2 separate regions of the Homo sapiens genome follow, and region 1 is linked to region 2. A link is a contact called in ENCODE Hi-C or POLR2A ChIA-PET data. All regions are on one chromosome and are shown on one strand. Each heading gives the region's core, a stretch centred on a gene start or an enhancer-like site at or near the end of the contact. The rest is flanking DNA. Distances are from core to core; before and after follow the strand shown. Region 1 has its middle 4.9 kb from the start of BCL9L. Region 2 overlaps CD3D (CD3 delta subunit of T-cell receptor complex).

Evidence for each region. A loop is a pair of places that touch in the nucleus more often than their neighbours do. ChIA-PET counts read pairs that join two places held with the same protein, here RNA polymerase II (POLR2A). Pooled maps may share reads with other maps.
Region 1: a map of naive thymus-derived CD4-positive, alpha-beta T cell shows a loop between it and region 2 (4-fold over the local background). The contact joins two enhancer-like sites. A Hi-C loop is called at or near these places in 2 of 168 maps with a recorded cell type or tissue (both naive thymus-derived CD4-positive, alpha-beta T cell) and 5 of 50 pooled maps. POLR2A ChIA-PET finds 5 or more read pairs at or near these places in 1 of 52 experiments (CD4-positive, alpha-beta T cell).

What each region holds. Positions count from the first base shown.
Region 1 is chr11:118,927,271-118,934,393 of GRCh38, reverse strand. It overlaps the pseudogene RN7SL688P. Among named protein-coding and RNA genes, the nearest start is that of BCL9L, 4.9 kb to the right of the region's middle. RefSeq lists enhancers at 5,336-5,385, 5,396-5,675, 5,686-5,805, 6,155-6,656. Within about 2 kb of position 4,498, at least 39 of the 41 ENCODE cell types and tissues checked have a DNase peak (open chromatin) inside an H3K27ac peak, as active enhancers do; they include CD4-positive, alpha-beta T cell, where a contact is called at or near this core.
Region 2 is chr11:118,333,328-118,340,112 of GRCh38, reverse strand. It overlaps CD3D (CD3 delta subunit of T-cell receptor complex), which reads left to right. Exons shown (of 5, transcript NM_000732.6): 3 at 207-338; 4 at 619-662; 5 at 886-1,038. The coding sequence ends at 951. Among named protein-coding and RNA genes, the nearest start is that of CD3D, 6.0 kb to the left of the region's middle. RefSeq lists an enhancer at 1,344-1,493. Within about 2 kb of position 1,357, at least 7 of the 41 ENCODE cell types and tissues checked have a DNase peak (open chromatin) inside an H3K27ac peak, as active enhancers do; they include CD4-positive, alpha-beta T cell, where a contact is called at or near this core.

The DNA of each region.
Region 1 (7,123 bases), core at 3,249-5,748, 590 kb before region 2:
TGGGATTTCAGAGCTGAGATTACAAATGCCTTAGGAGTTAGAATAGGTTGGCCTATTTTTGAGATGGAGTCTCATTCTGTAGCCCAGGTTGGAGGGCAGTGGCACGATCTTGGTTCACTGCAACCTCTGCCTCCTGGGTTCAGGTGATTCTCCTGCCTCAGCCTCCCGAGTAGCTAGGACTACAGGCGTGCATCACCACACCCAACTAATTTTTTTTTGGTATTTTTAGCAGAGACAGGGTTTCGCCATGTTGGCCAGAATGGTCTCAATCTCCTGACCTCGTGATCTGCCTGCCTTGGCCTCCCAAAGTGCTGGGATTACAGGCATGAGCCACCGCGCCTGCCTAATATTTGTATTTTTAGTAGAGACGGGGTTTCACCATGTTGGCCAGGCTGGTCTCAAACTCCTGACTTCAAGTGATCCACCCACCTCGGCCTCCCAAAGTGTTGGGATTACAGGCGTAAGCCACTGTGCCCCGCCAGGTTATAGGTCTTGACAGATGGAGAACACAAGGCCCAGGGAAGTGAATCAGTTTGTTTTAAGTCACAGAGCAGGTTTTAGATCTGGCTGGGATTGGGACTGTGCCTGGCCCAGGGCTTTGTCAACAATCCAGGGAAGGCTTTTTAGAATGAGTAAGAGAGCTACATAAATATAAACAGGGTCATGATGAGAGAGAAAAGGAGGGCCTGGGAGATGGCAGGTTCTGAGCACCCCTCCAGGCTCTGGGGGATGTCCAGATAAGGAGGCTGAGCCTGCCTTCCCAGATCGTATGGCCTCACAGGGAAATGAGCCAGACACAGGAAGAAGTCCAATGGAAAGTTGGATCAAGTGCTGCCGTGGTGTCGTGGAAAGAGTCTGGACACGGAATCAGGAGGCTCTTCCAGCTATCAGCACCAACCCTATGCTTTTAGGCGAGTCCTTTCACCACTCTGGACCTTCACCAAGCAGTTTCCTCACCTGAGAACATTCCCTCTCTCAAAAATAACAGTCCTATAGTGCTACATATTAGAGCAGATTAATACAGTAACTAAATATATTGTGGGCATGCTCTCCCCTCCAGCACAATCTCGGAAAGCCTCTTGCCTTCCATTAGCAGCAAGAATGAAATGTTCCCAGGACGCAGAACTGCCAGACCAAGGGGGCAGTGGGCGAGACACAGGTGACTGACCAACTGGCTTTCTCTGAGGTCCTGCCTATGACAGCTTCTCCTGGGTTTATGAGCTCTGGTAGCCCCATGCAGATGAGAGCTAAGTGAGGGTTTTTCTGTCAACAAGCCAACTATTTAATCGCTATCTATAGGATAAAGAAGGGCATGAAGATAAAGGCACCTAAGCCTCTTGTTTTACACTTGAAGAAGCTGCAACCCAGAGACAGGAAGTGACTAGGCCAAGGTCTTGTACTTTGGACTCTCAGAACAAAGTTCTTTTGGGACTTGGAGAATTAGAAATGGGTTGTTTGGGGCCGGGCGTGGTGGCTCACGCCTGTAATCCCAGCACTTTGGGAGGCCGAGGCGGGCGGATCACAAGGTCAGGAGTTCAAGACCATCCTGCCTAAAACGGTGAAACCCCGTCTCTACTAAAAATACAAAAAATATTAGTTAGCCAGGCGTGGTGGTGGGCGCTTGTAATCCCAGCTACTCGGGAGGCTGAGGCAGGTGAATGGCGTGAACCCAGGAGGTGGAACTTGCAGTGAGCCGAGACCGCGCCACTGCACTCCAACCTGGGTGACAGAGCGAGACTCCATCTCAAAAAAAAACAAAAAACTAAAAACCAGAAATGGGTTGTTTGGGTCAGGCATGGTGGCTCATGCCTGTAATCCCAGCACTTTGGGAGGCTGAGGTGGGCAGATCACAAGGTCAAGAGTTTGAGACTAGCCTGGCCAACACGGTGAAACCCCATCACAACTAGTAATACAAAAATTAGCCAGGCGTAGTGGCACATGCCTGTAATCCCAGCCACCAGCTACCAGCTACTTGGGAGGCTGAGGCAGGAGAATTGCTTGAACCTGGGAGGCAGGGGTTGCAGTGAGCAGAGATCACGCCACCGCACTCCAGCCTGGACGATAGAGCAAGACTCTGTCTCGGAAAAAAACAACAAAAAAAGCATTGTTTGGGAACGCCGCCTTAGAGGCCTCTCATAACAACTGGTGGAGAGCCTTTGGTGGGATGCTATTTTTTTTTTTTTTTTGAGACAGGGTCTAACTCCAATTGCCCAGGCTGGAGTGCAGTGGCACGATCTCGGCTCACTGCAGCCTCGACCACCCCTGACTCAGGTGATTCTCCCACCTCAGCCTCCCAAGTAGCTGGGACTACAGGAATGCGCCACCATGCCTGGCTAATTTTTTTTTTTTTCGTACTTTCAGTAGAGACAGAGTTTTGCCATGTTGCCCAGGCTGATTTTGAACTCCCAGACTCAAGCAATCCACCCACCTCAGCCTCTCAAAGTGCTGGGATTACAGGCATGAGCCTCCACACCCAGCCTCCTATTCTATCTTTAGAGCTCTAGTGAGATGTACTGTTTGCCTGGACAGAACCATACCTGATGCTGGAAGTTCCAGCTCAGACAGTTGGTCCCTGCAGGAAGCTTCCCCAAACTCTCAAGTCTGGGATTGGTGTCCACTTCCCCTAAATGTGCCCACACTGAATTGAAATCACCCACTCACTTGTTGTCTGACCCCCACTAGGCTGCAGGCTGTGTGAGGAAAAGGACAAACATCTATGTCACCAACATGTACCAACCTAGTGTCTAGTCAAGTGCCAGGCACATAGCAGGTCCTCAATAAATATCTGTTGGATGAATAAGTAGGTGGGGTTGGTCAGAGAAGGATTCCTGAAGGAAAAGACTTTTTTTGTTTGTTTGTTTGTTTTAAGAGACAAGGTCTCATCTGGTTTGAGTTGGTGTTTGAAAAAATAAATAAAGAGACAGGGTGTCCTGGTGTTGTCAGGCTTGTGTGCCCAATCCCACCATGATCAGCACCAGAGTTTCAATCTGTTCCATTCTGACCTGGGCCAGCTCACCCTTCCTTAGTCAACCTGGCGGTCTCCCACTCCTAGGAGGTCACCATATCGATGCTGAACTTGGTGTGGACACCCATCAGCATAATGCATTGCAGCCCAGAACTCCCGGGGTCAAGTGATCCTCCTGCCTGCTAGCTGGGACTACAGGGCTTGCCACCGAGCTGGGAGAAAAGGCAACTATTGAGGTATCACAGGGTACAAGGAGGACAGAATTGTCCCCAATTGGGTGAACTGCCCATGCAAAAAGAAGTCTTGAAAGGAAAGTAGTGGGAAATAAGGACAGGGAGAAAAGTAAGGCAATTGAAGGGGAGGGGGGGAAGGAGCCCTTCAAGATGATTGGCTTTGCTAATCAGGGAGGGCTTTGGGTAGATGGGAGGAAGGGTCTCAGCCATGTTGGGGATAAGAACACCTGGAATCCCTCAAGTGGAGTCTTTTTACAGGGAGGGTCCTAGAAATCAGCTTGGCTGGAGGGGAGAGAAGCTGAAGGGGGTTGGGGTAGCTGGTAGGAGCTTTGAAGCCTGGCTGGTTTGTATTTGATGCTGGGGTCTGGAGGGAATGGGTGCTCTGGGAAGGCCTGAGGCACGGAAGGAAAAGGTAGGAGCAACTTCCTCCTACAGACCCTCTCTATTAGATGGAGACCCTGGGAGGACAGGGCCTGTATCTTCTGTTTTTTTCCTACCCTCCTCCAGGTGTTTGGGACCCACAAGTAGAGCCCCTAGGGCAAGGATCTGGAATTGGCTGAGGCAGCCTACTGAGCGGGATGGTGTGGCAGGGACTGTGGGAGCTCCCTCCTTCCATCAGCCTTCCCAGAACGATCTCCTTCCCTAGGAAGGTGCTGTTCCCGCAAGAGGCACACTCTACTGTCGTCGCCAGTGTTCTTCTTCCGCGAATCCCCATGTGAGCGTATTTTTTCCAGCGGCTGCTAAGCCAGATTTAGCCACCAGGGGGCAAAAAAGCAGCCCTTAAGGTCAGTGTCCCTCCTCTTTCCCCACCCACACACCTGAAGGCCAAGATGGGTGGTGCCTCACCTGGCGCTCCATTCGAGCGCAGTAGCTGCGTTAACCCCTTCCTGCCTAGTCTGCGGTATTCCCTCGGCAGAGTCATCCACAGCAGAGTTGAGGGTCACAGAGGACGGGGGAGGGGCTGTTCGCTAGGGGAGGGGCTAGGGTAGAGGTGAAGTCAGGTTTCCAGCTACTCAGGTCCTTAGTCCTCGCTGGAGCTAGGGGAGGCTAGCGTTCCCTGCCTCCGTTGGGTAGTTAGCCCCCCAGATGGGTGAAGCAGCCCCTCTGGGGGCAAGAGAGGCATGGGCTGCGGTCACCTGCGCTGGGCCTCAGAAGTGGGATGTAGAGGAGAGCGCTGAGGCAGCTACAAAACCCAGACTTCCGGGCTCCCCTGCTTCAATCTGGCAGGGACCTCGGCTGTCGGCTGCAACTTGGAGATGGGGGTGGGGTGGGGGAAGGGTAGCCAAAAAGTGGAGGGAGAGTCCCTGAGGCGGCGGTGGGGAGGGGAGGCAGGGAAGATTAGGCAAGAGAGCGGGCGATTCCCGAACCGTCAGGTGCCTTGTTTTGCGTGTGGCGACTCCAGAACCAAGCAGCCTTTCAGGGCACTGGAACCCAACCAGTTCCGGGATTGCGTTCCGGGGCACAAGGTGTTAAACTGTGGGTGGGAGTGGGGTCCGGAGTCCCTCCTCCTTCCCTCCCTCACAGCGTCACCACCACCGAGTCCACCAGGCTGGCACTCAAGGAGTTAAGTCTGCCCGCAATCTGCAAGACTGGAGCCGCGGAGGGGGAGGAGGGGGAAGCGGAGGGGGTAGAGGAGAAGGGGGAAGCAGACTGCAGGGAGACAGCGCCAGGAACCCCCTCCCCAGGGTCCGGCCCCTGGGCCCCCAGCCCCAAAAGAGGCCCTGTCCTCCCCGGGGTCGTGCTCTCTCCCCCCGCCCTGCCCCCGCCCTCCAGCTTTGTGTCCCCAGGAGGGTGGGCTGCAGGATTTCCAGCCAAGCCTTGCTGCCTGCTCAGTTTTTCCAAACCCTCCAGTCGGGGAAGGCGGCAGTGGTGAGGGATAAGAGTCCCTCCCCCCTGCCCCAGCCGGCCCCCTCTCTCAGCCTCCCTTTCCTGCCCCCACACCTTTTCCAAACTCCTTCCCGTTCCCACCCTGGCCCCTGCTCCTCTATTGGCTCCCAAGTTGCAAGCTCAGGTTGGAAGGGGCCAGGCGGGTCCCACTATCCTGAGAGGCGCTTGTGAATCCACACTCCTCAGGCCGACCCTGAGACCCGCGGGGCACCCGCCCTGCTTCTCTCCGCTTGGCGCCCGCCCCATCCCAGGACCTTGTCCTGGGGTCTCCCACCCCGAAATGGAGGCGTTGCTGGGGGGCGCCGGCAGAACCCGGCAGCAGGCTCTGTGTGGCAGGTGCCAGGCCCTGGGGCAGGCTTCGAGGAGGGGGCAAAGTGTTCCGAGCGCTGGCACGGTTCTGTCCAGCAAGTCTATTATATAATCACCATCTATCAGGAAGCCAGGCAGCTGGAGTGAGTGGGGAAGCCAGGATGCCCGGATCGGCTCTTCCTCCAGGGCCCAGGACGGTGTCGCCACCAAGATGGGGGTGCGGGCGCAGCCCAGCAGTGAGATGATGTGGGGGTCGAGGGGCAAGTGAGGGGCGCTGGGCAGTCAGATGGAGGCCCCACAAACCCCGCCCCCAGACCTCTGACTGACAGTGCCCTGAGCCAATGATTGAAGTCACTGTGGGGCTCTGCGTTAACTCTTTCTTGGGTCCCTATTTGCTTTAGGTGATAGAGTCCTTTTCAGGAACTGTTTGGTCTGGACTCCTCCCACCTTCTCGGGCTAGTGCTCCAGCCGGTGAGGAGTACCAGCTGGAGAATCCTTTTGTCCTAGTAACCCCGGCAACGGGATGCCTAATCTCAGACCCCCAGCAGCCCCAAAGTAAATTGTATTACAAGATACGGTTGTGTGTACACACTGTGCTTCCAGAAACAGCCCCTCGTGGCGCTGGCACACCCACACTGCGTCACGAACGGGCACCCTCACGCACCCATACCCATGCGGGCACTTCCACCGACGAACGCCAACGCTGACACACCTGTGACACCCCTCGTGACACAGTGACACACAGATACACGGAAAGACAGAGGTTCCCCGAGTTGGCCAGTAGAGGGAGCCGCTCGATTCCAGCAAGGGCCCCCTGCCTCTCTCCTTTCCTCCTGGCTCTCTCCAGGGTTCCACCCAGAACTTGTGGCTGCCCAGAGCTCAGCTCCGAATCCCAACCTGGAACCTCCGCTGGGGGAATGAGTCACAGCCCCACCCAGGGGAGCGCTCCGCGTGGCTGCTCCATAGGACATGTATTGTGCACCATTTAAGAGACCCCTGGCAACACAGACTCACTTGCCCCTGCAAACACTGTTTTGGACCTACTACGAACCAGGAATTGTGCCAAAGAGATCATAACAAGCCCCTTTGGCTTGTCATATATGTAAGGGGAGACTGATCCACATAAATGCAGTGGTCCCCTCTAAGAAGCACCCTGTTGGAGAAGTGGGGGCCCATATTATGTCTTTCTGGAGAGGAGATAAGAAATTAAACCTTATTTCCATGGGTCAGGTACTAGCCTAGGTGCTGGGATCTTTCACATTAGAAGCCTCTCTGGGCTTTGGTTTTCTTTTCTTTTAAGTGGGGATAAAATCGACTTCTCAGGACTGTGGTGATTCAACCCCCTAACCCAGGACAGTGCTTGGCACAGCAGGCTGGCACTTGGAAAAGTTTTGGTGATTGGATCAAAGCATCATCATGAGACAACGTGCATGAAAATGCTTTGTAAGCAGTGATGGGACACATGGGGGGGGGTTACTATGTTATCTTCTTTCAGGTTTTTGTCCCCTTCCACCTGTGCCTCCCTAAACCTTGTCCAGTGCCCAGCTGTTGGCACCATCAACCCCTCAAGGCCCTTAGGAATCTTTTGGGGGAAATCAGACATATATATATATGTGTGTGTGTGCATACACCTATACATATATAGGGGTGTGTGTGTGTATATATATATGTGTGTGTGTGTGTGTGACAAGATACAACACATCAGGAAGTACTCAGATGCTATGATGGG
Region 2 (6,785 bases), core at 108-2,607:
GAGATTACTTCTTGGCTCTTCCCAGGGATTCCTTAGGATGCAGGGTGGAGGAAGGTGTGGCAAGCCCATCACCAGGCCTTTCTCCCAGGGTCTTATTGAAGTTTGGGTTTTGGCATAAGAGATCTAAGGGTTGCCCTAGGAGGCAGAGGATGGTTCCCTGATCTTAAAGGCTCTCAACCTCTCCTCTCTCCTCCCTTCCCCCACAGTGTGCCAGAGCTGTGTGGAGCTGGATCCAGCCACCGTGGCTGGCATCATTGTCACTGATGTCATTGCCACTCTGCTCCTTGCTTTGGGAGTCTTCTGCTTTGCTGGACATGAGACTGGAAGGCTGTCTGGGGGTTAGTGGAAGAGCAGAGCATGAGAGTGTGTTTGTGTGTGTGTGTGTGTGTGTGTGTGTGTGTGTACCAGTGAGCTTATGCACCAGCTAAGGAATGGGGCTGGTGGTAGGTTTAGTCTCAGCTGGGAGTTACTCTTGCAATCTCCTAAAGACTCCTAGAACTTTGACTGTTGAAAGAACTTGTGTGTTCATATCACTCATGCAGACTTCTGAGGGTGTGGGAGGGTGGATCTCACAGTCCCATCTGCTAGGCCATTGATGTCTCTCTCTGGTTCTTCTAGCTGCCGACACACAAGCTCTGTTGAGGAATGACCAGGTCTATCAGGTGAGCGTTGAGGGGAAGGAGGCAGGAATGAAGGGAGGGTAAGTGGGGATAGAGAGGCTCACACTGAATGCTGTTTGCACGTGGGAAGGGTCCTACTGGGGAGTTCATTGCTGGGTGTGACTGGAGAGGTCAGGCAGGAGCTCTCATCGTCAGGGCCTGCTGGGGCCCTTCCTTGAAGAGTTCTAACCCTGCCTCCTGACCGTTTTCTCTTCTCCTCTCTTAGCCCCTCCGAGATCGAGATGATGCTCAGTACAGCCACCTTGGAGGAAACTGGGCTCGGAACAAGTGAACCTGAGACTGGTGGCTTCTAGAAGCAGCCATTACCAACTGTACCTTCCCTTCTTGCTCAGCCAATAAATATATCCTCTTTCACTCAGCAGGTGCCTGGGCTTCTTAAGGCTCCTGGGCAAGGCGTGGGAGTTGTCCTGACTTGCTTGGGATCTCGCCCTCCTACCTACCTGTTTCTTCCTTCATCTCCTTCCTTCCTCTGCCTCACACAGACAGTGTGTTGGGCAGTCTCTCGCCACATCCTGGCTGTCTGGTGTTTCTAGCCCACAGGGCTCCCTGGGTGAAGGGTCTGCGCCACCACGTTCCCACAGCTACTTGTTGACTCCAGTCCCTATCACAACCCTTTTAGGGTTTTGGCTGCCTCATCCAGCCGAGGGCAGGCTGCTGTGTTCAGGAGCCCAGCCGCACAGAAGTTTCCATGATGTCATGAATGGGAGTGGCAGAGACAACAAGGGGCCCTGGGACTAGTTTCTCACCAAGACTCAGAGGGTGTGTGTAACAAAGTCCCACTGCTGCTAAGGGGATGGCCTCAACTCTACGGCCCTGCTGACCAGGTGCCACTAGCTGTAAGGAGGTCTCACCTAAGCCCCTTTCGTATCCCTTTCCCCTGTATCAAAGGCACCATTTTAGCTTCCTTTCGCCAGGACCTGTCTCTGGCTTGCTCCTGCCTTCTGCATGATAAATGGGGATCAGAAACCCTTCACCAATTAAAGCACATTATCCCGCTCCATCTACCTGGAAAGCAGGAGTTTGAGACAGGGATTTTTTTTTTTTTTGAGATGGAGTCTTGCTCTGTTGCTCAGGCTGGAGTGCTGTGGCATGATCTTGGCTTACTGCAACCTCTGTCTCCTGGAGTCAAGTGATTCTCCTGCCTCAGCCTCCTGAGTAGCTGGGATTGCAAGCATGTGTCACCAAGTTCAGCTAATTTTTGTATTTTTAGTAGAGACAGGGTTTCATCATGTTGGCCAGGCTGGTCTCGAACTCTTGACCTCAAATGATCCACTCACTCAGCCTCCAAAAGTGCTGGGATTAGAGGCATGAGCCACTGCACCTGGCTGAGACAGGGATATTTTCAATAGATGTCATCTTCTATTACTTCTAATGGTAGTGGTTCTAGGCTGGGCACAATGGCTCATGCATGTAATCCCAGCACTTTAGGAGGCAGAGGCAAGAGGATCACTTGAGCCTAGGAGTTCAAAACCAGCCTGGGCAACATAGCAACATCCCGTCTCGACCAAAAAAAAAAACAAAATCAGCTCAGTGCAGTGGTGGGCACCTGTAGTCCTAGCTATTTGGGAGGCTGAGGTGGGAGGATTGCATGAGGCTGGGAATTGGAGGCTGCAGTGAGTTATGATTGTGCCACTGCACTCCAGCCTGGGCTACAGAGTGAGACCCTATCTTAAAAAAAAAATAGCTATGGTTCTGAAACTTTGGAGGCCTGAGGGATTTATTAAAAATATAAATGCAGCCAGGCATGGTGGCTCACACCTGTAATCCCAGCACTTTGGGAGGTTTAGGCGGGCAGATCACAAGATCAGGAGATTGAGATCATCCTGGCCAACATGGTGAAACCCCGTTTCTACTAAAAATACAAAAATTAGCTGGGCATGGTGGTGCACGCCTGTAATCCCAGCTACTCGGGAGGCTGAGGCAGGAGAATTGCTTGAACCCGGGAGGCGGAGGTTGCAGTGAGTCAAGATTGCGCCACCGCACTCCAGCCTGGTGACAGAGCGAGACTTGGTCTCAAAATAAAATAAAATAAAATAAAATAAAATAAAATAAAAGTGCTAGAGACGCACTCTAGGCAGGGTGTTTCCAGTTGATTCTGAAACAGCCCAAATTCAGAGTCTCTTGTTTAGAGGGAGAATAGAGGCCACTTTCTCTCTTATGTCTTTTATGCCTGTTCCTGGATCCCAGAGCAGGGGATTCCTTCTTTTGTTCTCTGATTACACAAATAATTTAAAGAGCCTCTGGAAAGTTTAATGACTGAGAATTTCATAGACCTGGGTTCCCAAAGGAGAAAAGAATTAGTAACCACATAGCCAGAAAATTGGATGATTCTGCCCACCATCTTCTCAAGATACATTCAGACCCTAATTTCATGAGAGACAGAACAAATGTCTAATTCACATGTTTCATTCATAGTTCTGAGTTATCCCTATCCTTTTTATCCCTACTCCTGCAGTCGTCCTAACCCAAGATCCTGCTTTCCCACTGGATTCTCTACCTTGGGCATCCCTTCCATGGCTTGTATCTAACCAAAACTTTGGATCCTTCTCGCGTTCCACACATTCATAATACCTTGTATTCCTCGGATTCATTTACATCCCTCATTCCCCAGTTCTCAACATTGGCTGCACATTGGAATCTTCTGGGACCTTTAAAAACACTGGTGCCTGGCCAGGTGCAGTGGCTTATGCCTGTAATCCCAGTACTTTAGGAGGCTGAGGTGGGTGGATCACTTGAGCTCAGGAGTTCGAGACCAGCCTGGGCAATATTGGAGAAACTCCATCTTTACAAAAATACACAAAAAAATTAGCTGGTGTGGTGATGCGCACCTGTAGTCCCAGATACTTGGGAGTTTGAGGTGGGAGGATCACCTGAGCCTGGGGAGGTCAAGGCTACAGTGGGCCATGATTTCACCACTGCACTCCAGCCTGGGCGACAGAGTGAGACCCTGTCTCAAAAAACAAAACAAACATGTACCCTAAAACTTAAAGTATAATAATAATAAAATTAAAAAAAAGTTAACAATACTTAAATGCTGATATGAAGTCAATAAATCTTATGTCACATGATAAAAAAACAAACAAAAAAACAACAAAACAAAACAAAAACAAAAAACACTCATGCTAGCTAGGTGTGCTGGTGTGCACCTGTAGTCCTAGCTACTCGGGAGGCTGAGGCCAGAGGATTGTTTGAGCCCAGGAGTTCAAGGATGGAGTAGTGATCTCCACACCTGGCAAATTTTTAAAAATTTTTTGGTAGAAACAGAGTCTTGCTTTGTTACCCAGACTGGTCTTGAGTTCCTGGGTTTGATAGATTTCACCAGTGTTGCTACCTAAGTCTGAAGTGATCCTTCCTCCTCAGCCTCCTAAAATGCTGGGATTACAGTCATGAACCATCACCCCTGGCCAGGTGAAACTTTTTTTTTTTTTGATGGAGTCTCACTCTGTTGCCCAGGCTGAAGTGCAGTGGCCTGATCTGGGATCACTGCAAACTCTGCCTCCCAGGTTCAAGTGATTCTCCTGCCTCAGCATCCTGAGTAGCTGGGATTACAGGTGCCCACCACCATACCTGGCTAATTTTTGTATTTTTAGTAGAGACAGGGTTCCACCACATTGGCCATGCTGGTCTTAAACCCCTGACTTCAGGTGATCTGCCAGCCTTGGCCTCCCAAACTGCTGGGATTACAGGCGTGAGCCACCATGCCTGGCCCAAAACTTTTAAAGGAAGTTGTTTTAGCTACTCTAAGTCCTTTGCACTTCCATTTGAATTGGCTCCTCAGTTACTACAAAAATGCCTGCTGGGATTTTGATCAAGATTGTATTGCATTTATAGATCAATTTGGGGAGAATTAACATCTTAACACTATTGAGTCTTTTCATACATGAACATATATTTTACCAGATTTATTCCGAAATATTTTATATTTTTGATGCTATTGTATGTGCTTTGTTTTTTTTTTTTGGTTTTTTAGAGGCAAGGTCTTGCTGTGTCACTCAGGCTGAAGTACAGTGGCATGATTATAGCTCACTGCAGCCTCGAACTTCTGGGCTTAAGTGATCCTCCCACCTCAGCTTCTCAAGTAGCTCTGGCACTACAGACATGTGCCACTATGCCTGAATATTTTTATTTTTGTGTAGACACGGGATCTCACTATGTTGCCTAGGCTGGTCTTGGACTCCTGTACTGAAGCGATCCTCCCACCTTGACCTCCCAAAGTGCTGGGACTATAGGTGTGAGCCACTGTACCAGGCTATATATGGTATTAAAATTTTTTAAATTTCCAATTGTTTATTACTAGTATATAAAAATACAATTAATTTTTGAATATTAATCAAAACAAAAAGCAAAACTGCTACACTCACTTATTAATTCTAGTAACTTTTTGTAAGACCGTTGAGTATTCTACATAGACAATCATGTTGTCTGTGAACAAAAACAGTTTGTTTTCTTTCCTATCTGGGTGCTTTTTGTTTCTGTTTCTTGGCTTATTGCACTGGCTAGAACCTCCAGTACAATGTTGAATAGAAGTGGAGAGAGGACATCCTTGTCTTGTTCATGATCTTAGGAGGAAAGCATTGTCTTTCATCTTTAAGTACATTAGCTGTGGGTTTTTCTTAGATGTCCTTTAACAGATTGAGCTAGTTCTTTTCTTTCTAGTTTGCTGAGAATTTTTATCAAAAATAGATGTTGGGTCTCGTCAAGTGCTTACCCTGCATCCATTGAGATGATAATATGGTTTTACTTTTTTAGTCTGTTAATATGGTACATTACATTGATGGCACGATATGTTAAACCAACCTTTCATTCCTGAAAAAAACTCTAGTCATTTGGTATTATTCTTTTGATATGTTATTAGATTAAATTTATTAAAATTTTGTTAAGAATTTTTGCCTCTAAGTCATGAGAGGATTTGTCTATAGTTTTCTTTTCTTGTAATGTCTTTGTTTTTGGTATCAGTATATTAGGGTTCTCCAGAGAGAGAGAACCAATGTGATATATATATGTGTGTGTGTGTGTGTGTGTGTGTGTGTGTGTATGTGTGTGTGTGTGTTTGTGTGCGTGTATCCCACTTTGCTATTGTGAATAGTAATCTTTATTATTTCTTTGTCTACTTTAATTTTATATATATATATATATATATACACACACACACACACATATATATATATATATATCTCCCATTGGTTCAGTTTGTCTGTTTCTCTGAATCCATGGGTTCTGCATTTGTGGATTTAACCAACTGAAGATCAAAAATATTTGGAAAAAAAAAAGGATGACTGCACTTGTACTGAACAGATACAGAATTTTTCTTGTCATTATCCCCTAAACAATATAGTACAATAACTATTTATATGGCATTTATGTTGTATTAGGTATTACAAGTAATCTAGAGATGGTTTAAAGTATATAGGAGGATGTGTGCAGGTTACATGCAAATATTACATCATTTTATATAAGGGACTTGAGCATCCATGGCTTTTGGTAGCCATGGGGAGGTCTTGGAACTAATCCCCCACCGAGGGATGGGACAACTGTGTATGTACCCTATTGGTTCTGTTTCTCTAGAGAAGTTGGCTCATGTAGCTGACATGTCTAAAATCTGCAGGGTATTTTGGCAGGTTGGAGACCAAGGGAGTTGCTGTTGCAACTGTCCATAGACAATCTAGAGACAGATTTTCCTCTTCCTCACAGGACCTCAGTCTGTTTTCTCTTAAAGCTTTCAAGTGATTGGATGAGGTCCACTCACGTTATGGAGAATAATCTACCTTACTTAAAGTCTACTAATTTAAATGTTAATCTCATCTATAAAAATACTTTCACAACAACATACTGATGTATTAGGCCAAATATCTGGGCCTAGCTAAGTTGGCACATAAAATTAACCAGGGTAATCAACACAGGGTAAATCTGGTCTCCACAGAACAAGTTGGAAGAATTCCTTCTTCAATTTTCTTGAAGTGTTTGTGTAGAATTGGTATTATTTCTTCTTTAAATGTCTGGTAGATTTCACCAGTGATGCTACCTAGGTCTGAATTTTTTTTTAAACTACAAATTCAATTTATTTAATAGATAAAGGGCTATTTGGGCTATCTATTTCATCATCAG